3 separate regions of the Mus musculus genome follow, and regions 1 and 2 are each linked to region 3. A link is a loop called in an ENCODE intact Hi-C map of the cell type or tissue named here. Cell type or tissue: left cerebral cortex. All regions are shown on one strand. Each heading gives the region's core, and the rest is flanking DNA. Links, peaks and the distances in the headings are about the cores only.

Region 1 (8,357 bases), core at 1,622-6,621, 810 kb before region 3:
AGACATGTACGAATAGGGAGTACCAGGACATTCATAAACGTCATTTCTCTATCTATTTGGTGTGTATGGGGACGTGCATGATCTAAGCGGAGACCACAGCCTAACTTTCTTAAGGTGGTTCTTACCTTGTACCATGTGGGGCCTGGGCATTGAACTGAGGTTGTGAGGCTTGGTGGTAAATTCCTTCACTCCTGAGCCATTTTGCTAGACCTTAGGAGTTTACGGAGTAGAGAATACAGTAGGTACCTGCTATAAGCCCCAAATAATTCTCTTACCCGAAACAGCCACTTTAACACAGGTACAGGACATTGGACGTAGTGATATGCAGTGGTAAGGAAGCCTTGTGTTGTCAAAAAAATCTGATCTGTTTTTCCTGATCTGGAAACAGAAAATCAGTGATTGTTACCCATGGAAACAAAACCTCTAGCACAAACACATTCGACATAATCAGAGAAATGAGTAAGCAAACTTCAGTCGATGGAAATGGATTCCACACTAACATGGAACAGGTTTCACATAACTGATGGTGATCTGATTCACTCTGTGGGCCCTACACCCCTCTGTGGGTAAAGTCACATTTGTATGCAGTACTCAGAGGACATGAGCTTTCGTCAGCTTAGGGCTGAACTTCCTACAGCTCAGCACCAGAATCCACACGGTCTTCATACACCTGAAATGCCGCACCCCCAGAACAATGATCCTAGTCTAGAATGACTAGAGCCTAAGAGCTGTCCACCTCAGCATCTCTTTTTATCTTTCTCAATCTTTCTCAACCTAAATTCTGACTTTTAGCCGGGCAAACAAAATCACTTGCTCTACGTGGCACTGCTGACAGAAGTCCACCCAATCAGCCACAAGCTCAAGCAAGCCCAGGCCGCCTGTTCTTTCTTAACAGGAAGCTAGCACTGCCGTACAACAAGTGGCAAAAACAACAGACCAGAGCCAGGACTCCTTAGCCATGAAGTAAAACAAACCCTGGTCAAGCCCAGCGATTCTGACAGCCACTGTTATTACTGTTGTCACCACTGTCCCTTTCCTTTTGCGGTACTGAGAATATGTTTTTGGAGAAAAGGCCCTGCTCTGTAGGCTCAGGGGGACTCCAAACTTGTGATCTTCCTGCCCTAGCAACTCTAGGGTTACAGTGAACTTTCGCGGCTGGATTTACATACTCAGCTCTCCACTTTGAGCTGGTATCTCTTGTAGCACAGGCAGGCCTCAGAACTGAAGATGACCTGGAAAGTTTCTTTTCACTTCTACTGACCCAGTGTGTGCCCCCACATCTGGTTTACGTGGCGCTGAAGGACAAACCCAGGGCTCTGCATGTCTACATAATCACTACCAACCAAGCTGCAGCCCCAGAAATCCCACCTGAATTTAATCCTAGCTGAGAAAAGTATGGGACGTATACGCTTAAGGCCTTTGGTTTTATTTCTAGCACTGTAAAGAGCAGGAAAATCTAAGCTGACACCTGGAAGGCAGCGGCAGATTTTTACTGGGCCCTAATCAAAAACTTTTTTTTTTTTTTGGGGGGGGTGGGGTTCAAGACAGGGTTTCTCTGTGTAGCCCTGGCTGTCCTGGAACTCACTCTGTAGACCAGGCTGGCCTCAAACTCAGAAATCCGCCTGCCTCTTCCTCCTAAGTGCTGGAATTAAAGGTGTGAGCCACCACACCTGGCTCTCTCTCTCTCTCTCTCTTTTTTTTTTTTAAAGATTTATTCATTTCATGTATGTGAGTACACTGTCACTGTCTTCAGACACTCCAGAAGGCATTGGATCTTTGTTACAGATGGTTGTGAGCCACCATGTGGTTGCTGGGATTTGAACTCAGAACCTCTGGAAGAGCAGTCAGTGCTCTTAACTGCTGAGCCATCTCTCCAGCCCAATCAAATACTTTTAAAGAGCAACTTTTGGAAAAAAAGATTTTATGTGTTTAAGTATTTTGCCTCTGTGATGGTTGTCAGTTTGACTATACATGGAATTAACTAAAACCCAAATGACTGGGCATACCCATGAGGGTTTTTTTATGTTTGTTTGTTTTGTTTGTTTTCGAGATAGGGTTTTTCTATATAGCCCTGGCTGTCCTGGAACTCACTTTGTAGACCAGGCTGGCCTCGAACTCAGAAATCCACCTGCCTCTGCCTCCCAAGTGCTGGGATTAAAGGCGTGTGCCACCACTGCCCGGCACGTTTTGTTTTTTAAAGACTTATTTATTTTCATGTGCACTGGTGTTTTACCTACATGAATATGTCTATGTACGGGTGCCAGATCTCCTAGAACTAGAGTTAAGACAGTTGGGAGCTGCTACATGGGTACTGGGAATTGAACCTGGGTTCTCTGGAAGAACAGCCAATGAATTCTCTTAGCTGCTGAGCCATCTTTCCAGCCCCATTTGGAATCCCCCCCCCCCCCCAATAAGATCATTTGAAGTAGGAAGACCTATTTCTTTTTCTTGCTTGAAAAAGGATTTCTCTGTGCAACCCTGCCTGACTTGCACCTCATTCTGTAGATGACACCAGCCTCCACCTCAGAGATTCGCCTGCCTCTGCCTCCCCAGCGCTGGGATTAGATAAAGGTTTGGGTTCTCCCTCCCTCCCGGCCTCTATAAAGGACATAGAGGAAGAATGATTACACCTCCCCTGCCTCCGCCGCCCACCCCCGGTCGTGTTTTCCTAGGAAGGTCTTTCACTCACTGGCATTAAAGCTTACTGCTTTGGAATTCCAGAGTATGCTGAAGACCAGCTGAGACATCCAACCTCTTGGATTGAATAACTGGACTTCTGAACCTTCCTTTTGTAGACAGCCATTGTTGGAGTAGCCAGATCATAGCCTGTAAACCATTTTACCAAATCCCCTTTCTATACCTACAGATTCACGTTACAAGTTCTGTTCCTCTAGACCAATGGTTCTCAACCTTCCTAGTGCTGTGACCTTTTAATACAGTCCCCCAAGGTATAGTGACCCCAACCATAAAGTCACCCTTGTAGCTACTCATAACTCTAGTTTTACTACCTGTGTTATCCAATGGTCTTAGGTGATTCCTAAAGGGGTCACGCCTCACAGGCTACACCACTCTAGGGCACCTGACTAGTATACCTGCATGCATGTCTGGTGTCTGCAGGGTCAGAACAATGTCAATCCTTGGGAACTGGAGTTATGTAGCGTTGTGAGCTACCATGCAGGTGTGGGGAATTGAACCTGGGTCCTCTGCAAGAGCAGTTAAGTGCTCTTAACCATTGAGCTATCTTTCCAGCCCTTAGAACAAATTTTTATACAGGGAAAAAAAATCCAAACATTTATGATTTACTTACTTGAGAATAAGCTTTTCCACAGCACTTTCTCCAATAAAACCAGAGTCTCTTAAATCTAAGGTATACTGATTGAAAATTTTTCCAGAATTGAGGAAATTAAATATTTCTTCACCTGGATGATGATCAGGAATAGCATCAACTGTAACTGAAAATTTCTTTAGAAATTCCCTGAAATACAAGGATCATTGAATATCAAAGAGTTAGGACACACATGATTTTGTACTTAAAATATGAAGGCAAAACACTTGGCAAACTCTGAAGAATCAGCATTTGTGTGAGCTTTTTTTCCCCCCCCCATTTATCTATTTATTTTATGTATATGAGTACACTGTTGCTGTCTTCAGACACACCAGAAGAAGGCATCAGATCCCATTACAGATGGTTGTGAGCCACCATGTAGTTGCTGGGAATTAAACTCAGGACCTCTGGAAGAGCAGTCAGTGCTCTGAACCGCTGAGCCATCTCTCCAGCCCTTGTGTGTGCTTTTTTTTGAGACAGAGTTTCTCTGTGCAGTCCTGTCCTGAAACTTGCTCTGTAGACCAGACTGGCCTCAAATTCAGAGATCTGTCTGTCTCTGCCTCCCGGGCGCTGGAATTAATGACATTTGCTAACAGGACAGGCCCAGTGAAAATTTTAGCATATTATACACTTTAAAGATGGATTAACTCAGGCTGAGGAGATGGCTCAGCAGGTAAAGTGTTAATTTCCAACTGTACGACTGACTTAGTATTTTAGCCAGGTATGGTGCTGCATGACTTTGGTCCCAGCATTCTAGAGGCAGAGGCAAGTGGATCTCTGGTCTGAAGAGAATTCCAGGCCAGCCAGGGTTCTTATACAGAAGAATCCTGTCTCAGAGAGTGTTTTGCGCTTCTTATGGCTACACATTTCACACTTTCAGTAGTGAAAATCACTGAGTCTCTCAGTGCTAACACTTAGGCTGTAACTTGGTTTTAATGTTGGCCTTTCAGCAAAACGCAAGTGTATCTCAGTCACTAAGCAGCCAGCCAAAGGTCAGCTGTTTTATAAAATCAAATTTAAGAAATGGCAAAACAGTACCAGAAGATTATATAATTTAAAAAGACACTACCTGTGTTCTTCCAAGAGGCCATCACCATCATCTGTACTATCCTGATCGCCAGTTCTGAGAGGAGATTTAATGCCACGGCCTTGTCTTATGTCTTCCTGTAGCTTCTTCTGTAGTTCATCTAGCCTGAAAATTGAAAAGAATGTCACAATAAACAATCCATATTTATTTATTCATTCATTCTTGAGACAGGGTCTCTCTATATAGTTCTAGAACTCTCTATATAGACCAGCCTGGCCTTAATTCAGAGATCCATCTGCCTTCTGAGTACTGGGAGTAAAGGCATGCACACTAGACCAGGCCTATGATTTATTTAAAAATAGACAGCTTTTGCTGTGATCTAAAAGCTGCACCAAGAAAAACTCTCACCAAGTACTGTTATATAACAAGTTATGTTATAATATAGGGTAAATCACATACCCAAAATATATTACGTTATTTTTTTTTAAGTTTTATTTTATGTGTTTTGCCTAAATGCATGTTTGTGCAGTACCCACAGAGGCCAGCAAAGGGTGTTGGATTTCCTGGCACTAGAGTCACAAATGATTGTGAGCAATCATGGGTGCTGAGAATCAAACATGGGACCTCTGGAAGAGGAACCAGTGCTCTTAATCACTGAGCCATCTCTCCAGCCCTTCGGGTATTTCTTTACAACTAGAAATTTAAGAATGACCTATCCAAACCAGAAATAGAAAAAAAAAAAAAAAAAAAAGACCAAATTTGATTATGTTCTCTAATCTTTAATACTCACTGACATCTTGTAGACTAACGCCCTGATAATGTTAGGTTTTTGTTTTCATCATGGTCACATGATTATTATCAGTACCACATGTAACACTTATTGAGCACTTACTATGGAACACCAAACCACAACTCTTGGTGAGATTAAAGGGAAATAAATGATCAATAAACTTGAGATCTTCATGCCTCAATTTAAGTGTTGGTGTGTGTTTGTGTGTGTGACCACATGTAGCAATGCTTAATTTTAAACAATTTCTCTAAATTCAGAGGGAAAAAACTTTTAACCTAAACATCTGAAGATTTCCTATAGTCATGTTTAACAAGGTTAAAATTTGTAACTTCTATGTAATTCAGTTATCTAAACTTCCTTTTAAAGTTACTTAAAAATTGATTTTTTTACTGGTTGTGGGCGTGGCTGTGGTGGCTAGAAAAACATGTCAGATACCCCTGGAGCTGGAGCTATAAAAAGAGTTGTCCAATGTGGATGCTGGCAACTCAATGGTAGTCCTCTGCAAGAACAGCAAGTATTCTTTATCAAGGAGCCATTTCTCCAGCCCCCTGACCAGCTTTTTAAAGAAACATTTATTTGCTTACCAACTTATTTATGTGTTATGGTCATGGAGGTTGTTGACAACTATGTCTCACTGTATGCTTGAAGGCCAGAGGTCAACCTACAGGGATCTGTTCCTCCTTCTACCATGGGGATTCTCAAGACTGAACTCACGTCATCAGGTTTCGGTGGCAAGTGCTTTTACCCACTGAACCATCTCAGCGGCTCCAGTCAACAGCTAAACTTTAAATGAAGTTTTCTGGGTCGGTACATGACTAGATGTACTGTTCTGGTATCATTAACAGTAAGTCTGCAACCACACACATAATTTTTTAACTCAAAGCTTAATTTATGTGTATGTGTGATTATGTGTCCCACCTATGTGTGTGTGTTTCCATGGAAGCCAGAAGAGGGTGTTGAAGCTCCCAGAGCTGCAGGCACAGACGGTTGGTTGTGAGACACCAGACTTGGGTTTTGGGAAATAAACTCAGGCCCTTTTGAAGCACAGCAATTATTCTTAGTCACTGAGCCATATCTCTAGGCCCATTGTTTAAAACTTTTATTTGTGTTTTAATTATTATAATTATATTTAAGCTAGGCACAGTGGAGCATGCCTTTAACCCCAGAACTCAGGAGGCAGAGGAAGGTAGAGTTTGAGCAGGATCTACATGGTGAGTTCTAAGACAGCCAGAGCTACATAGTGAGACCCTACTTCAAAAAACTAAAAGTAAACAAACAAAATTACATTTACTTCCATGTGCACATGAGCATGCGTGTGTGCGTGTGTGTGCACACGCACTCTCGTGTATGAGTGTAAGCCAGAGGATGACTCAAGAGTCAGTTCTTTCCTTTCTCCATCCAAGTCTTAGGGACTGAGCTCTGGATGTTAAGCTCAGCGAGTGCTTTTACCCACTGAACCGTCTCTCTGGCCATTTATTTATTGAGATAAGACACTGAATTCGTGGCACTCTTCCTGACTCAGATTCCCAAGTCCCTGAGTTACAACGGACAATACATTCAGCTAGTCACATGACTGTCACTGGGAAATCATGACCCTCAATTTCTTGACGTGTATCAAGTCGGCTGCTTATCATTTTGAACTATTTCCTCCAAAGATTAACATGACACAAAAAACATGGTTATCTTGGTTTCAAACTTGTTCTTAGTGTTAGGCATGGTGGTAGACACCTGTAATCCCAAAATTTGGGGAGACTGAGCAGAAGAATCCAATCTTTGAGCCCAGCCATAACAATCCACTGAGAGCATACTTAATTAAGCAAATAACCCTTCCCCCAGCCTAAGAAAACAGTACAAAATGTCTGAAATTGGTAAACATTAAAAAAAAAATGTAGCCGGGCAGTGGTGGCACACGCCTGTAATCCCAGCACTTGGGAGGCAGAGGCAGGTGGATTTCTGAGTTCAAGGCCAGCCTGGACTACAAAGTGAGTTCCAGGACAGCCAGGGCTACACAGAGAAACCCTGTCGGGGTGGGGGTAGGGGGGAGTTTGGATTTTAAAATGTTTAAGTGAAATCAATTTATTTATAAAAAAGATTAAATAACCATGGTTCCTTAGAGCAGTTTATATCCATATTCTATGAAAACTGAGTTTTTTGAGAGTTAAATGTAGCTAATTTTTAAATTATGGAATGCTTCATGAGTCTGCTTATCATCCTTGTACAGGGGGTCAAGCTAATCTTCCTGTATTGTTCCAATTTTAATATACATGCTGCTGAAGTGAGCAAACATAAACACCAAGGTCCTACTTCTGTGCTAACAATAAAAACCCGGCAAAGGCTCTCAATAGACATTACTCCAAAATGAAGAGCAAGTGCTGAAAGAAATGTGGAGAACAGAGACCCCCATGCACTGCAGACGGTCATGTACAATGTTGCTCTTGCTGCAAAAGTCAGCGTGGCGTTTGTCCCAAACCCCAACAATCACCTCAAGTTCAGTAAGTCCTGGTGTGGGCCCAGACTCAAAATATACAAATCACCATAGCATTTTTTCCTATAACAGCTGAAAAGTAGACACTGCCCAAGTGGCCACTAATGTATAAATGAACAAAATGTGGCATGTAAGATGGAACAGTCAACCTCAAGAAGGAAACTCTGACCCAACCTTCACTACAAACAATGAAGATATTATGCTAATTACAATGCTCTAGATATAATAAGGAAACCAATAAATGATCTCACATGAAATATCTAGAGTAGTCAACTTCATAGGAACAGGAAGAAAAATACAAATGGTGATTTGCCAAAGGCAAGGAGGCAGAGCAGAATGGGAATAGGCATGGGAATCAGTTTGAGAAAATGAAGAACTCTGGAGCTAGGTGATGGTAATGCCAGTGTGCTAATACAACCTGAACTACTGAGAATAAGTAGGGCTAGGTGATGGCTCAGTGCATAAAGTATTCGCTGCACAGAATCAGGCCCTGAGTTTGAATTCTCAGAACCCACATATAAGCTGCATGCATATACCAGATGTGTTGGTGCACACCCTTAGTTCTAAAACCCTGTAGGCAGAGGCAGGCAGAATTCTGTAAGTGTGAGGCCAGCCAGAGTGATACAGCAAGAGCCTATCTTAAAAAAAAAAAAAAAAAGGCATTGGATACATAGCACAAGTGTCTGTAATCCCAGTGCTCCCATAAGAAAATGGGAGGCAGAGAAAGGGG
Region 2 (8,357 bases), core at 1,720-6,719, 800 kb before region 3:
TTTCATGAATGAACAGTGACTTCCTTCTCTCAGGAGACTGGTGTTTTTTCTTCTGTGCCTTGATCTCTTTGGGCAATCGATAAGAGGAAGGAGCATAGATGCCAGCTCCTTTGGGTAAATATTTGCTTAGAGACATACAAGGCCGCCGTGACTCATGGACACCACGATCTTTGTGGTGCTCCTTCCCACCTTTCATGAAAGCCTCTAAAATAGGACTTTCTTCTGATGACATCCTCTTAGGTTTAAGTTTTTTTGGTGAAGATAATTTCCTTTCAAATTGCTCTGTCCCAGTGATGGATAATCCATTTCCTCTGTATTTGATGTTTGATTTTTGAGGCGAATCCAACATATGTTTGTCTAAAACAGCCACAATTAAAACACATATAAATCACACATTATTAAAAATAAACTGATGTGTCTATTAATGTTTATATTAGCTATTAACTGTACTGAAGCTACTAAAAAATTCAATCCAATTAATATGTGGTGATAAAATATATTTTGGGGGAATGAGAGAAACTAAGAAATAGGGTTATCTTTTATGAAGTTTCATGAATCCCTTCTGCTACATCAACTAAGCTCACTATAGCTTTTTTTGTGAGCTTTTTACTAGAGAACACAAATAATATAAGCACTATAAGCTGGAATTTTTTTAATGTTAAGAATGTAGAGGGCTGTTGAGATGGCTCAGCAGGTAAGAACACTGACTGCTCTTCTGAAGGTCCTGAGTTCAAATCCCAGCAACCACATGGTGGCTCACAACCATCCGTAATGAGATCTGATGCCCTCTTCTGGTGCATCTGAAGACAGCTACGGTGTACTTATGTAGAATAATAAATAAATCTTTGAGCCAAAGCGAGCAGGGACTGAGCAGGTGGGGTTGACTGGAGTGGGAGTGAACAGAGGTCCTAAATTCAATTCCCAACAATCAGATGAAGGCTCACAACCATATGTACAGCTATAGTGTGTACTCATATACATAAAGTAAATCTTAAAAAAAAAAAGACTATAGAAGAGATGGTTTACTGTTGAGCACATTTTCATTATAACAAACATTTCTTAATCCTGAACAGTATAATCAAAAGTCTGGAGGCTCTCTAAGACAACCCATCAAAAATACATTACCATGCATACCTTGTTTTGCAGCTGGCTTGAAGAAATCTATGATTGACTGTTTCCTGAAAATAAAAGCACAGCTAATATGACATCACAACACCAAATATTCAAACCTCAATACTTTAGATCAAGTCGTGAGTGTTAGATATATAATACGGGCTGAATTCCACTTTCTTATTTAACTAATCAAGTACTGAAAATGTCAATCATAGTTTGCTAAGCCACAAGGGAAAATTTAAAAAAATATATAGCCATTTTTTTGCTAAGTTTATAAACACAATTGAGACTTAAACAGAAACCTGATAAATACTAGAGATCACAGACCTGTCTAACAGAGACTTGCAACATGAGCAGAACAGCAGATGGGAAAGAGAACAATTGGGTTGATCTGAAAAGGAACATGCAAGGCAAAGGTAGAGAGGATCAGCCGTGACTCTTACACTGATCTCTTATGTTTTATAAGATCCTAAACTAACAGCAAAAGCTAGGATGAGCCACAACTTGTGTTTCAAACTTTCTTCTTAAAGATCTAAGATTCCTTAAGATTAGCCAGGAGCAGTAGCACACACCTTTTAATTCCAGTACTCAGGAGACAAGGCAGATGTATCTATGTAAATGTGAGACCAGTCTGGTCTATGGAGTGAATTCTAGGCCTGGTAAGGGCTACACAATGAGACCTTTTCTTGAAAAGCAAATCAAACAAAACAAAATAAAACAGAACAAAAAAGCAAAGATTCAAGGGGCGAAGAGATGGCTCAGTGGTTAAGAACATGTGTTGCTCTTGCAAAGAAGCCAGGGCTCCCCACACCCAGATGGCTATTCACAAATGACTAACTCCAGTTCCAGGGGTATGTGATGCCATCTTCTGGTCTCCTAGCACCAGGCACACACATGGTGCAAATATACATGCAGCCAAAACCACTCATTCACATAAAAAATAAGTAAAATACTTAAAACAAAACAAAACTTAAGATACTTTTACAAAAGCATCATACTACCTAAGTAAAATAAAAAGGAAATTGGACAGTTAACAAGTAAAAAAAAAAATCAAACAGCTTTAATAATATGTACGGGTTACTACACACTAACATGGGCATACAATTATTTCCTGAACCTATACTCTGATCTGTTCATGCATGTTTGAAAGAGAGCCAACAAGCAGTATCCCTGAACATTCCTCCACTGAGCCAGTACTCAAGACGGCAGCCTGAGCAATCCAAACCCAAGGCTGATCTCCTTCTCTAGTGTACATTTTACTGGTAGCATTAGAAGAGCAGTGACCATCTTTCCTGGTTTACCTAGACTCCACCAGTATGTTGAGAGAACCTAAATGATGAGTGACAGGTTATGGGAGAATACATGCATTTGTTTACAGAAAGTCAATTACATTAGGTAAATTAACTCTACCACTGAGTAAAGGAAGAAATACTAGTGAAGACACATGATGTGCCTATTTCTGGCAGTGGAGAGGTGCAAAAGAACCCAGAAGCAGCAAATTAAAACCAAGATATACTTATATTTTTACTAAAAATTAACATCATACCCTTCCCCTAAAGTATTAAATCTAATACTACTCTCCAATACACCTGAATGGAAAAATGACTTTTGGTAAACCATGAAACTATAAACGAACTCTGTAGAGGTAAAATAATTGTTTCCTAAGTTCAAGCACACAGAAATATCCATTACTTATGTATAACTGGTTAAAAAAAATTATGACAGTTTTACAAGCCTTTAATCTGAAAGTGCTGGAACCAAACGTGTTAGAATTCTCAATTTATTGGATTTTGGAGGGGAAATAACTTGAATGTATTATGTGCAGCCCCCAGCAGGATCTGGCGCTGCAACCTGTAGCCAAAATATTACTATTTCTCCAGCAAAGCTTATCAACACTCACACTCAGTACCACCCACAAACCTTATATTAGCTCTGATCAACCTGGCTTGGCTGCCAAGGCGGCTGTGGTAGGAAGCAATGAAAATAGTTGTTTTTCACAGCCTTCTGTCCTTCAGAATTAAGATAAAGGATTGTGAATCTGTGCTACAATATTAAAGCATAAACTTAAAACGTCTGTTACCAATTCTTAAAAAAAAAAAAAAAAAGACAGTACCAAGTTCGTAGATAATTTGAATGTTTTATTGTCAGAGGATGTCATATGATGAAATTCTCCATCATTACATAGCTCCCAGAAAATCCTTACCATATAAAAAAAGAAAGGAAGAAAAAGGAAATAGAAAAAGAAAGGTCTGTTGGTGAGGGAGAAAGTCACTCAAAGAGAAAACAGGCGCATTCCAAAAATGTTTTTAGTATGAATGGTCGTGTACACTGTACTATTAAGTAATTCGTGGGTTTTCCTTATCACATCTTACATAATTAAACTCAAGAAACCACCAGGATCAGAACGATCTAAATAGAGGCTTCGAGAAGGGAGGGCCCCAGGGCAAGCGCTCGAAAAGGAGAAAAACAACCTTCTACCTAAAGCGGGCTCTCCGCAGCCATCTAGGCTGGTGGTCACTAGACCAAAAGCAACACCTCAACTACAGAAAAGGAGACTTCAACTCCCAGAAGCCCCCGCGCGGAGGCGGGGCGAGGGCTTGCAGGCCCCAGAACATCAAGGCCTGAGCTCGCTGAGGATGGCGGGAACTGAAGAGCAGCCGTCCGTAGTCCTCCCCTATACCCGTGCCCCCGCGACCCGGCCCCTTCTCAAGCCCTCTGCACTGTACCTGTCCCCAGGACTCTCTGTTCTTTTTCCCGCTGCAGCAGGGGCGGTACTACCGGGTCTCAGATGGCAGCGCGGGGGCGACGACCCCGGGGCTGGGGATGAGGGGAAACCTGGCCTAGCGGGCATGCAGCGCCTTGTCATGTCGGCGCCGCTGGCGACGGCGGCATGAGCTGTGGCTGGAGAAGCTGGGTGCGTGGTTGCCGTCTTGCTGCTGGGACTCGGGGAGGCTGTCGGTGCAGAGGTGGGCGGCACCCCCTACTCTCTTCATGGCGGTTCTCTCTTCGGAAGTGACTCCGGTGTGAGCGGGAAGGAACCTGAGGACCATCAGGGGGCGGGCCTTTCTTGAGGTGCCGCGTCGCGATTGGCTGACCTGAGGGTCACTCTGGTGGTAGCGCAATAGAAAGCCTCCGCCTGCCGGGAGAGGGCGGGTTTTTTGGAAGGGGGAGGGGAGATTGAAAACTGCCCTCCCCGGGCCCGTCACGTGCGCCTGGGGCGCGCGCCTCCTCGTCGGGGCCGCGGCGGCCTTGGCCGGTGCGTGGGAGTGGGAAAGAAGAGGCAGTGGCGGGTGTTACGACAGCTGGCGACAGCCGCCTGATCGAGGGCTAGGGGTGAGATTTGCAGAAGTAAAACCGAGCCTGCAGCTGTCTGTAGTGAAGATGGCCAACATTTGTGACGATTGTGCTACAGCTGCCCTAATATTTCATAGTCACTTTGGCATCTTAGGCCAAAATGCTGTCACCATTTCCTTTCTGTTCCTTCTCTTATAATGTGATTTGACCGTTCTGTGAGGGATCTTCTATACTGTGATATAGTTGTTCCGTTTTTTTGTTTTGTTTTGTTTTGTTTTGTAAGGGAGGGGGCGGGGGAGCACTCAGTCATTGAATTAGACATTTTTATTCTGTCAAAGCGTTTTGTCTCTAATGGGTTTCCCCATGAAGTCGCAGCACATAGACTTCTTTTCCTTATCAGTAAAGGACTTGTGCTTTGAAGAGGCTGTTAGGTTGGATTTCTTTAAGTTTTTATTTATGTATATGGTGCTCAATTTGCATGTATGCCTGAATGACAATAGAGCATGAGGTTGTGAGCCACCTTAGGGTTGGTGGAATTGAACTCAGGACCTCTGGAAGTAGCAACTAGTACTCTTAACCACTGAGCTATCTCTCCAGCTGGGTTTTTTTGCAGACCGAGGAACTGGTCAGAGTAATTTAAAACTTCACTTCCCATGTGTATAGAATGGGTATAGTTACTCACTTCTCTGGGTAATTTCCCTTGTCCCCCCCACTTCCCCCCCCCCCCCCCACACACACAGGGTTTCTCTGTATAGCCCTGGCTGTCCTGGAACTGACTGTAGACCAGGCTGGCCTTGAACTCAGAAAAATGGCCGGTCTCTGCCTCCCAAATGCTGGGATTAAAGGCGTGGGCCACCACTGCCCATCTTCTCTGGGTAATTTTAAGTAATAAAACCCAGCAATGTAAACAGGTTTAGATTCTCTCGTGTAATTGGTACAAATACAAGATTCTCTTTCCTTTGGGCTTCAGATTTCCTGCAGTACCCGGCCAGTTTTTTTTTTTTTTTTAGGGAAGGCTTGTAATCCTATTGTAATCCTAGTACTTGGGAGACGGAGGTGGAGGGTCAAGAGAGAAGGCCGCGGCTGTGCTGATAGTTCATGGTATAAAGGAACTTGCTTTCATGACCCAGGACCACATGGCAGAAGGAGAGAACTGATTCAGTGCGGTGAGCTATCCTATGACGTCTGTCAGCGTATACACACACGAAATGAATGCAATAAAAGATATCTTTTTAAAGAGAGAAAGAAATAGACATTGAGTCCAGCCTTGACTATGTAGCAAGATCCTGTCTCAAAGGAACTAAAAAAAAAAAAAAAGAAAAGAAAACAAATCCTATCAATCTCAAAAATGTCCAGGCTCTAACTGAGAGGAATGTTCCCTCACTTGGCTGGAGCAAATTCCTAAATGACACACACAAAAAAATTGAACAGGTCTTCCAAATTTATTGTACTGAGATTGAATTGCTTCTGTTGCTAAGCACACTAGACTGACCTGAAATTCACCCCTTTTCTCTTTCCTGGTATCCCTCAAGAGGAAGAATTAACGAGAATAAAGTGACCAATAGGCTGGCAGGTAGGAGGTAAAGAGGAACCACGGGTCTCTCCAGAACTCGCAGCTGTATACCAGGTAGTAACAATGTGAGAGAAGAAACACTCAAACCCAGGGCAGCTTGCAACTGAGAATTCACTACACTGCTTTTAGTCCTTACATTTGAAAAGAACACAGTAAGTGACAAAACTATGTTGAATATGTTTATGCCTTTTAGTGCAGATTATTTCCTGGCCCTTCGATGACTTTGTGCTGGCTATTTCTACACTAGGAACTCCCAAACAGTCCTAGCCACAAAACTTTTAATCTGATTTGTTCCATTCCACACTCAGCGCATAAAAAGAATAAAGAAAGCATAAGAACATGGTCTGCATGATCAATTAGTCACTCTTCTTGAATTATAGTATCTGAGTCTCCCGCCTCTCAAGTGTCACTTTTAGGTCTCTGCTCCTGCTGCCAAACAATAGTTTTCACATTTTCTTAATCTGATCAGCAGATTACAGAGTTAAGTGAGGCAAGAAATCCCTTGATCAATAAACGGAGATGGAGTCATAATGAAAGCACGATTTAAAAAAAAAAAAATCTCTTCTTAACTGGGAGGTAGTTGCCCAAATCCTCAATATCCATCAAGGCTTCTCTTTGTTTGAGCTGCACGGGGAGAACATATAGATTTGAGTTGCCGGCTGAGCTGCACTGAACATAGAGATGGCTGGAGCCTCAGACTCCCCTTTCCTTCAAAGAGAGTTGAACCCCTGCTTTGTGTTTAGACTCAGGTTTTCACTTTAAGTGTGTACGTATACACTACGCACAAACACTTATACTCTAACCTATAGTCAGTATCTCTTTGAGGCACTGGGGCTGGAATTCTGGGTCTCATGCATGCATGTGAGGCAAGCACATGCTCCTAAGCTATTCCTGGCTTCGTGGGAGCTTGTCAGTTTTGGCTTTCTTCCTCCTTTACTTCTTATCGGACTGGAAATAGGTGGCCAGGAAACCGTAAAAGCTGCCAGAAGAGCTCCTGTGCACTCTCATGGGGTGAGAAGACAGGAGAGAAAAGCCGAGGTACTGCTAGGGGACATGATGATAAACAGTGTCCTGGAGTCTAGGTGAGAGAGCGAAAGCAAATCCCCAGGCAGCGCTGGAAGAAGAAGCTGGGGAAAGGAAGACTTGTCTGTAAAAGGCTGCTTTGGTGAGATTTCTGAGCAACGGAAAGGAAGCCAAGTCCTGGGACCTGGAGTGGCTTTTTAAAAATTACTTACTTTATATGTGTGGGTATTCTGTCTGTGCGTTCACTTGCAAGGCTGGTGCTTATAGAGGCAAGAAGGCAGCACTGGATCCCCTAGAACTGGAGTTAGCGACAGTTGTGAGCTACCTTGTGGGTTCTGGGAATTGAACTCTGAAAGAGCAGCTAGTACTCTGAACCAAATCGCTAGCCCCGCCCACCCAGGGGCTTCTTCTGTACAGAAAGTATTTTGAGCTACAATTCAGCCCACTGTACCTGCATTACAGGAAGCCAGCAGGCTCTGATATTGATGAGAGGGAATGAACGGGAGAGATACCAAGGGCAACACTGTTGCGTGAACAATGGAACAACTCCTTAGGACAGGCAGGCTCAGGGTGGGAGTCCTGAGAGGATGCCTGAGACCTCCAACAGGGCAAGATCTCTCATAGTACCTCAGACTCAGGCATTAAGAGACTAGAGACTATTGGGACATAACAAAGACTTGCTAAAAAGCTGAAAACCTGGGACACAACTTCTGGCTTTTACAAGAAAGGCATGTTTTTGTGTTGAGATTGCTATACTTCGAAATTAACTCCAAGACTCTCAGAGGGTACTCAAGGGCAGGCCAAGAGACAAAGGCCCATGTGCTGGGGAATGGATGGGGGTAGGAATGTGTGGAGGGTGGTCTGAGAGGTGGGATAAGGAACAGACTCACAGAAACAGGAAATAATTAACTTGAAAGCCTGACAGAGAAAAAACAGACCACAGAAGGGAAGGTGAGCTCACCATGGCTCAAGTCTCAGTCAAAAAGAGAGAGAGAAAGAAAGAAAGAGGGAGAGAGAGAGAGAGAGAGAGAGAGAGAGAGAGAGAGAGAGAGAGAAAGAAAGAAAGAAAGAAAGAAAGAGAGAGAGAAAGAAAGGAAGAAAGAGAGAGAGAAAGGAAGAAAGAGAGAAAGACAGAAAGGAAGGAAGGAAGAAAGGGAAAAACCACCTTTGTAAACAGATGTTGAACTCAGCAGGGCTGAGCAAACGTGTTGGAAAAGCACCAGTTTAGCTTCAGGGGCTACCTGGGAGATGCCAAATTTAATATAATGCCAAGCAATGCAAACTTCCTAGGAACTGAGTAGCAAAACCGCAAAACCTGAAGCCAAGGACCCCTACGTCATCTTACTCCACCGTG
Region 3 (8,357 bases), core at 665-5,664:
TGGTTTTTGTTTTGCAACTTATTACTATCTGTGTGGTGATAATTTGCCTTTCCATAACTGCCAATAACAGAAAGTCATGAAACAATTCTAAGCCAAGGCTTAAAGGCTGAGCAGAAGGAGTGAAAGGAGTATTTCAATAATTTCGTAACCCGAGCCTTCCTCCAATCAGGGACTGAACCTCGGCCTTGAATGTGCAGGACAAGCGCTCCACCAGGGAACTCTTTCCCTAGCCCTTTCACTTTTTATTCTGAACCTAGGGCTTCAAGGCAGTGGCCCTCAACCTGTCGATCAATATCCTCCTGTATAACAGATTATGATTCATAACAGCAGCAAAATTACAGTTATAAAGTAGTAATGTAATAACTATGGTTGGGGGTCACTACCTGAGGAGCTAACTGTGTTAAAGGTCTCAATGTCAGGAAGGCTGAGGAGCACTGCTCTAAGGACTTCAGTAGGCTTCAAATTGGCAACCTTCCTGCTTCAGCCTCCTCGAAAGCTGAGCTCATTGACCTGGGCCACCAGGCTCAGTTTCTTCTTTCTTTCTACTTGAGGCAGATGTGTGGGGGTGAGATGACATGTTTACATCTGTTCTGGAAATGTGGCAAACACAATGTGTATGTGTGCCTGTGTGTTAGGTGGGAAGGCAGGGAGCAACAGTCATACATAAAGCATTTTGTGACATATTTCCTATTGTATGTATGGGGTGAGAGGAATTTCGGAGAACTAAAGACATCAGATGGATGACGGGTTAATACAAAGTTGGTTGGATTGGGAGGCATCCTAACCTTATCTACAGCAGCATGCTGTCACCTAGCAAGGTGCCTAATGTTCTGCATGCCATTCCCAAGTATGGTAGTTTGATTAAGAATGGCCCATATAGCCTCATCGATTTGAGCCCTCAGAGAGAGTAGCACTATTTGAAAGGATTAGAAGGGTTAGAGGGTGTGGCCATGGAGAAAGTGTGTCAGTTGGAGGTGGTTTTAAGCTTTCAAAAGTCCATGCCAAGCCCAGTGATTCCCAATGGATCAGGAAGTAGTTCTCATCTACACCAGCACCATGTCTGCCTACAGGCTGCCATGCTTCCTGCCATGATGATAATGGACTGAACCTCTGAAAGTAGCCCCAAGTTCAAGGCCTTCTTTATGAGAGTTGCCTCAGTGATGGTGTCTCTTCCAAGCATTAGAACAGTGACTAAGTAGGATACCAAGAGGTTGCTTCTTCTCCTTCTGCCTCTTCTGGCTGTTATAGACTGTAATCATTTATCCTTACTTCTCCGGTCTGTAACGGGCCTTTCATTTAAATATGATATATGTGCATGCTTTGTCTGCATGTATATGTGTGCATTGTGTGTGTGCCTGGTGTCTATGGAGGTCAGAAGAGGATGTGGCATCCCTGGAACTAGAATTACTGAACCACCATGTGGGTCCTAGGAATGAAACCCAGATCCTTTGGAAGAGCAAAGTGCTCTTAACCATGGAGGATACATCTCTCCAGCCCCCAAAACTAAAATTCTTAAATGTATACAAGGGTCCTACTTAAAGATATGTGTATCTTAGGCTGGTGAGATGGTTCAGCGGTTAGAGCACTGACTGCTCTTCCAGAGGTCCTGAGTTGAATTCCCAGCAACCATATGGTAGCTCACAACCATCTGTAATGGGATCCGACACCCTTTTCTGGTGAGTCTGAAGACAGCAACAGTGTACACACATGAAATAAATAAATCTTTTAAAAAAGAGGCTGATATATATATACATATATATATATACACACACACATACACACACATACATATACACACAGACACATATATATACACACATACATATATACACATATACATATATATATACACACATATGTGTGTATGTGTATATATATATATATATATATATATATATATAATCTTGTTATTCCTACACTTACAGTGTAGTAAGCCATCTCTATGGATACATTTTTATTTTTAGAATTGATTTGATCCTATAGGAAAGTTGCAACAATAATACAGGCAAATTTCACAGACACATTTTCATATTTTACTGTTGTTTTCTCATCTCTGAAATCATATAGCTGTTCATATTAGCAAATCTGTCTTCAAGATTCAGTCTTGAAAGCCACTCCTGGAGTGTATCATCCAAAAAGTAAGAAAAAGGTTTAAGTTACCAACAAAGCAGGGGTATTAATATGTATGAGGCAAAGGATTTAATAACCCCCTCAAAAGCACTGCAGAAATTGTGAGAAAATTAGAGATTTGAGATTCTTTCTTAACAACTTGATTCTGGTAACTTGGGTTTCTTTCCTTGTCAGGACAGTCCTTTCCAGGTCCTTAGCAGGCTGTTGCTGGTTGGCTTGGCCCCTTCAGAAAAACCGACTTACCAAAAGCAAAGCAAAAAGAGACTAGAGATAGGACCCGATGAAAATGTGAAATTTGTTTAATCCCTGAATGAAAATAGTCCCCATGTATACAATCAATTACAGAGAACTAAACATTGTGTACATTAGGTCTTGTTACTGAATTAATTTAATTCTTTTTCAGTGTGCTAATATTAAGGTAACTTAAGGGAGGGTATTTTTATGTATTTGAGAGGTGCACACTGAGGTCTGCACTTCGCTTTCAGATAACTCAGTGAGAAGGACAGGGTTTGGGTACTGGGGGAGAAGTGAGCAAGAGAGAAAATGTAGCGACATGCCGATACACTGAATAGAAGCTATTCTTTCAATGTGTTAAAAAAAATTTAGGGGCTAGGGAGATGTCTCAGTCACCCATATAACAAATCATGAAGACTGGAATTCGCATCCCTAGTACCCATGTAAGTCTAGACAGGTAAGTTTCAGGTCCCACGGGGAATCCCAGCGTTCAGGAAGCAGAATTAGGGGATCTTTTGGGCAATATGGCTTCCTAGACTAGTCTAATCCAACGAACTCTGGGTTAAAATGATACCCTATCTCACTCAATAAGATTGGGAGCAATAGAAGAAGATTCCTATTCTTTCCACAGGAACCTGCATGCACACAAGCATGTCCCCCTCCCCCCAAATACAAACTAAAACAAAAACAAAAAACCCAGCCAGGGTTGGAAAGATCTTAAGAGCGCTAGCAGTCATGGGATCCATACAAACTCGCAGGCGCACAGTTCAATAATTCCAAATGTTTCTAAAACAAACAAAATAAGACACATTTTTTTTCTATTTTAATTCCTCCATCCTTTTCACTCCAGTTACCTTTCCTTAAATAAATAAATATAAATAAATAAATAAATAAATAAATAAATAAATAAATAAATAAATAAACGCGGAGAGATTTTTACCCCTCTACACGCCCCATAGCTAGGTGATTTCTATTGGCTGAGTGGTGTGACGTCATATTTCTGCGCCCCGGCGTTCCAACCTTGAGCGCGCGTTCGTGTTTCTAGCCTTTGGTGGCCGTCCCAGCCCTGGTTGTCATTCCCGATGGCTCAGAAGCCACTGCGTCTGTGAGTGACCTTGCATCGGTAGACTCAGGCACATAGGAGAAAGGGAGAGAGGCGGGCGGAGGAGTGGGGGGGTCTTTCTCCACACCGGAAGGGGAAGACGGAGGGGAGGTCGCAGGGCTGCTGGGAGCCGGAGTGGAGGCTTCCTGTTCTCGCCTCCCAGTTCATTTCGCCCTGGTGTCTTCAGAGTCTCTCTGGCAGAACTAAAAACTTGATGAGCCGGACTTCTTTTTCCTTAGGCCTAGTCTGCCTGGGACACACCATCTCCTTGTCGTTTCTCCCGGCGTCGCACGTATTGATTAGCCAAATACTTGCAGGCATGGGGTGCACGCATGGGTTTTGTCAGACAAGATGAGCATTGTCCTGTCCTCGCGTACTTTTGTTTGCGCGGTCGGTTAGCGAAGACATGACTTAATTTAGAAAGACTATTGTATTGAGCAGCGGACAAGCGTCGCACAAACCAGTTCCCGCCTTGATAGCTGATAGTCTAGACTAGAATAACACGTGTTAACGAATGCGGAAAATGTAGAGAAAGGGTTGATGGTTCTGGAGGGTATATAATAACGATATTTGGCTTAGTATAAGGAATTAAGGCTTTCATGAGAAAGTGAGGATTTTTTTTTTTTTTTGAAAGTGAGGATTTAACTCTGGCAAATATTATTGTATTTAACTCAGAGAAGACATTGAAACGTTTAAAAACTCCTTAGTGTGACCTAGTTTTTGTTATGGAAAGTGATCCTGCTTGAAAGTTGGGAAACAAATAAGAGCCGAAGTAGAAGGCAACAAGCATTAGGTAAAGCAATGTCAGAGAGAAAGTTCAGGAATGGATAGTCTGTTAAGCAGGTGGACTCACAGGGCCTGGTGATGTTTTGATGGTGAGAAACCTCCACTGTAAGGTCATAGATTTCTGTCTTCAGTCATTGGGATCAGAAAATGCTGAAAAGGGGCCCAGATCAGAGAGTGAATATGGATTGTACCTGTCAGGAATTGATAATCAACAGGGAACAAAAAGATGTTAGAGGCTCTCAAAGAATAAATTATACTGCATGATAGTTAGGACAGAATTTGTTCTGAAATGGTATATGGATTTCTGAGATTTTGAGAAAGTGGCTTTCTCAGCCCACCAGGAGGCTACAGAGACTCAGCCTTGATGGATGGAAAAGCCTTGAGGTTGAGCACAATGGGGCTCTTAGGAAAGAGAATTCCCTAGAGCCTAGCAGAGGCAGAGTGATCAATCTGCAGTTTGGGAGAGTTTAGTTAGGAAAACTTAGAGAAAGTACTGGGAAGACAGGCCAGAACCGGAGGAAAACTCTTTCTACAGGAAACGAGGCACTGTGTAATGTTTTTAGGAAGGAACATTAAACTGAAGCAGAGAAAGCACTATGGGGTCCATATAGTCTACCTTGCCTCCAAACCACATCAAGTAGGTTTCTCCGCCTCAGCCATTCCCTCTAAGTTGTTCAGATTTGTTTCCCTCCGTTCCTGCCTCTCCCTCATTTCCCATCCCGCTTCCCCACTTAGCTTGTCTTCAGACTTTAAGTTTCTCATCTGCTTTTCTCGTCCCTGTTTCCATTGGCCATTTCCTTGGTTAGCACTTTGATTGTAGTTTAACTGTTCCTCCAGACCGTCCTTTTCTGTTATTAGACGTATTGATGAAACATGTACAATCATATCCTTATGCTGCTTGAGACTGTTCAATGATAGGAACAATAAGAACAGAGAGATATACGACAATAGAGTCTATAGTATTTTGAGTTAAAAGATGTTACAAAAGTAAGTAAGGGCTGGTGAAATGGCCCAGTGAGTAGTGGCACTTCCTGCCATGCCTGGTGTCCTGAGTACAGTCCCTGATGACACACGTGGTGGAGAGAGGGAACTCTCTTTAGTGGTTCTCTGACCTTCACATGAACACCGACACATATACGCCCTCCCAATACAATACCTCCCCTAAAGTGAAAACAAACAAACGATGTAAGTCAGAATTGTACAAGTCAGAACTTAGATGTTAGAGCAAGTCACTTCACCACTTGGGACAGTCCCCCTCATCAACCTTCATGCTTGTCATTTTCTCCTCCCTGCCCTGTAACATGCTATGCTTGCCTCACAACATAGCCTTTTCCATATATGCTTGTGATTGGAGCCACCCGTCCCTTATTGTAAACTCTCTGAGGCTTTACATGAGTCCAAGTGCTTCTGTAATTCTAATGTGTTCTTAGGGTAGTATGTGACCATTGAGCTTTGCATAGTGTAGTTGTCCGGTTGGTGTTTGCTGAACGATGACTGAAGCCGTGTAGCAAGGCACACGCTGTGGAGGTGAGGAGAACAGAATGGGTGTGAAACATGGTTGGAGACTCACCTGGACTTAGATTAAATAAGGAATTAGCTGACTCTTAGTGACCAAGTTGGTGATAAACCCATCCACGAAATTTAAGAATCAGAAGAGGTTGGCTCAATTTTGAAGACACGAAAAGCAGATTTTTAGATATGGTGAGTTAGAGGTATTGGTGAGATATTCAGAAAAGTCTGCCTGGTAGCTCAGAGTAGTTGATATTGACCATAAGTCAGAAGATACCTGCTGGGACTAGTTCATAGCGCTAATCTAAAAAAACGAGTACATTTACACCAAGCCTAGCAGATCCATTTGTGTTTCCTGAATTGCTATAACGTTTATCTCTTGTTTGCAGCTTGGCCTGTGGAGATGTTGAAGGAAAGTTTGATGTTTTATTCAATAGAGTTCGGACAATTCAGAAGAAAAGTGGAAACTTTGATGTAAGATGATCATTTTTACTGAAATTTTACACTGTAGTCAAACATTAAAAGTACTGATTCTTTGTTAATTTTATGACTGACTTTCCCATTTTTTGTTAGGTTGTGGTTTTTATCCTTAATTACACTAAGTAGCTGTGGATTGATGGGAGGAGGGAGGCGGTCTATACTGTTCATCTCATTACTTTCTTACTGAACCAAAAACAAGCAAAGAAACACACTGAACAGAGCTAGCCAGTTCTGACACCTGGACTGATAAGCCCAGGTCTGCTTCACGGGTGTGCGCTCTGGATCAAATCAGATAACAGATGTGCAGGTCTTTACCAAAGAAAGAATGAGGAATGAGTGTTGTGTGTGCTTGCCACGTAGACTATGAGTCCCTAGGACACGGGAGGACTGTAGGGTTAGGGAGGACTTGTGCGTTGGGTTGAGGGATAAGTAAACACAGCAGCACATGTGGTGGGCTTCTGCCCTGTAGTTCTGAAGTCTAATACTGAAGTTTTGTATTTCACGGACTGATTCCTTCTGCATCTGTTTCAACACTGCTATGTATTCCAAGGAAGGAGGATAGAGAGGCCTTGGGAACCTTTGGAAAGCACATAAGTTCTGCCTTCTGAAAGCTCGTTTCCTTCACTTTCCCCCCACCCTCAATTTGGAGTGATTGACAGACAGTGCATCGAAGTTGAATAATTCATAGAATTATCGTTAATTAAATTAATGAAGAAATACTTGGTTTGAGACTATTAAATAGAGTAATTAGCTGAATATTACAGTCAATGTAATGTTTAATTTTTTTGTTTTGTTTTAATCTCATATATCTTTAAAAAACTCATTTTAGCTGCTGTTGTGTGTAGGAAACTTTTTTGGCTCTGCCCAGGATGCTGAGTGGGAGGAGTATAAGACCGGCAACAAGAAAGGTAGAGAAATTGCTGTTGTTTAATGCATGACTTCTAACAAAATCTCAGGGGCTGGGGTTGCTGTTGGGCCGTTTCTCACGTATTAGTTGCTGAAGATTTCTCTCTTGGCTGGCATAGCTGCTTTTGGGGAGTTTCTCTCTTGGTCTTGGTAGCACATGCGCATTATGCTAATACTTGAAAGGCTAAGATAGGAGCATCCTAGATCTGTGGCTGGCCAGCCTGGGCTACATGGTTAAAATAAAGGGAGTTATGTCCCTCTTAAACTCTGCATTGAGCAGAAAAGAATGCATATATATATATATATATATATATATATACATACATACATACACACACACACACATTGAGCATTTGAGATGGCATTCCTTTGGTCTGGTGACATCACTTAGTCGTGAAGCCGTGGGGTTGGATTAGGAATCCTTGGTGATGAGCGTGTTCCACATTTAGGCTGGCTGTGGAAGGAATGCACAGGCTCTTGACTTTTGCCATGACTATTTTTCCTGTGAGGAAACCTTTCTCAGTGTTCAGAGCAGATCCAGTAACCATATGGTGGCATGTCTGTTCCCCATTAGCTCCTATTCAGACATATGTGCTTGGTGCCAATAACGAGGAGACAGCAAACTATTTCCAGGGTGCTGATGGCTGTGAATTGGCTGAAAACATCACTTACCTGGGTAAGTCAAAAAAAATTTTGTAATGAATTTAGTAAAAAGAAAAAAATAGAGATTAATCTCAGGAAAAGTTTTGACTGGCTTCTTCTGCCATTACTACTTGAGAGAATAAGCATTTTGTTTTGTTTTTCCCTTTGGGGAATATTTTTCCTCACAGTCTGTGTCTAGAGCCCTTTAGACAGTGATATTTATTCCTCACGTTTCTCTGTTTCTCCTCAATCTTGTGTTCCTGAGCCCTGGACCAACCACCTTTTCAGCCAACCAGAGTGACCAGTCCCTTAAGCACTTAGGGTATACGTTACATTCAAATAAAAGAAACTCCGTCCTTACACTGACCTTGCTGGATGCTTATGCCTTACTTGATAATGTGGCTTCTAACTGGCTTTACTCTAGGCTCAGTCTAGGCTCTGGTGGCTCAGGTCTCTAGTGTCCATCACTGTGTTTTTCATCCCTTTTGTCTTTTTTTCTGTTTTAAGGAATACTCTTAATTCCAGCTCAAAGCTGCTCATAGCCCTCTACATTTCTTCAGTTTCAGGA

Evidence for each region. Hi-C counts contacts between places; a loop is a spot of excess contacts. Peaks named below come from ENCODE experiments on the same cell type or tissue, not always from the same donor. Only the 100,000 strongest peaks of a DNase experiment are listed, where the experiment ranks them.
Region 1: it touches region 3 in a loop (2.7-fold over the local background); 2 of 42 quality-filtered maps call a loop at or near these places.
Region 2: it touches region 3 in a loop (2.7-fold over the local background); 2 of 42 quality-filtered maps call a loop at or near these places.

The regions. Positions count from the first base shown.
Region 1 is chr19:44,944,090-44,952,446 of GRCm38, reverse strand. It overlaps Slf2 (SMC5-SMC6 complex localization factor 2), which reads right to left. Exons shown (of 20, transcript NM_001081225.2): 7 at 4,395-4,517; 8 at 3,308-3,475; 9 at 276-378. Gm25482 (a small nuclear RNA gene) reads right to left here and starts at 7,425; the gene lies at 7,319-7,425. In left cerebral cortex, for the core only: no CTCF peak of the experiment used is centred there; a DNase peak (open chromatin) is centred at 4,737.
Region 2 is chr19:44,926,933-44,935,289 of GRCm38, reverse strand. It overlaps Slf2 (SMC5-SMC6 complex localization factor 2), which reads right to left and starts at 4,171. Exons shown (of 20, transcript NM_001081225.2): 1 at 3,840-4,171; 2 at 1,135-1,178; 3 at 1-357. The coding sequence starts at 3,979. In left cerebral cortex, for the core only: a CTCF peak has its summit at 4,241; DNase peaks (open chromatin) are centred at 3,695 and 4,227; H3K4me3 peaks cover 2,740 bases; H3K27ac peaks cover 1,541 bases.
Region 3 is chr19:44,130,878-44,139,234 of GRCm38, reverse strand. Cwf19l1 (CWF19-like 1, cell cycle control (S. pombe)) reads left to right here and starts at 3,359. Exons shown (of 14, transcript NM_001081077.1): 1 at 3,359-3,469; 2 at 6,151-6,235; 3 at 7,071-7,149; 4 at 7,722-7,823. The coding sequence starts at 3,447. In left cerebral cortex, for the core only: no CTCF peak of the experiment used is centred there; DNase peaks (open chromatin) are centred at 2,907 and 3,389; H3K4me3 peaks cover 1,845 bases; H3K27ac peaks cover 692 bases.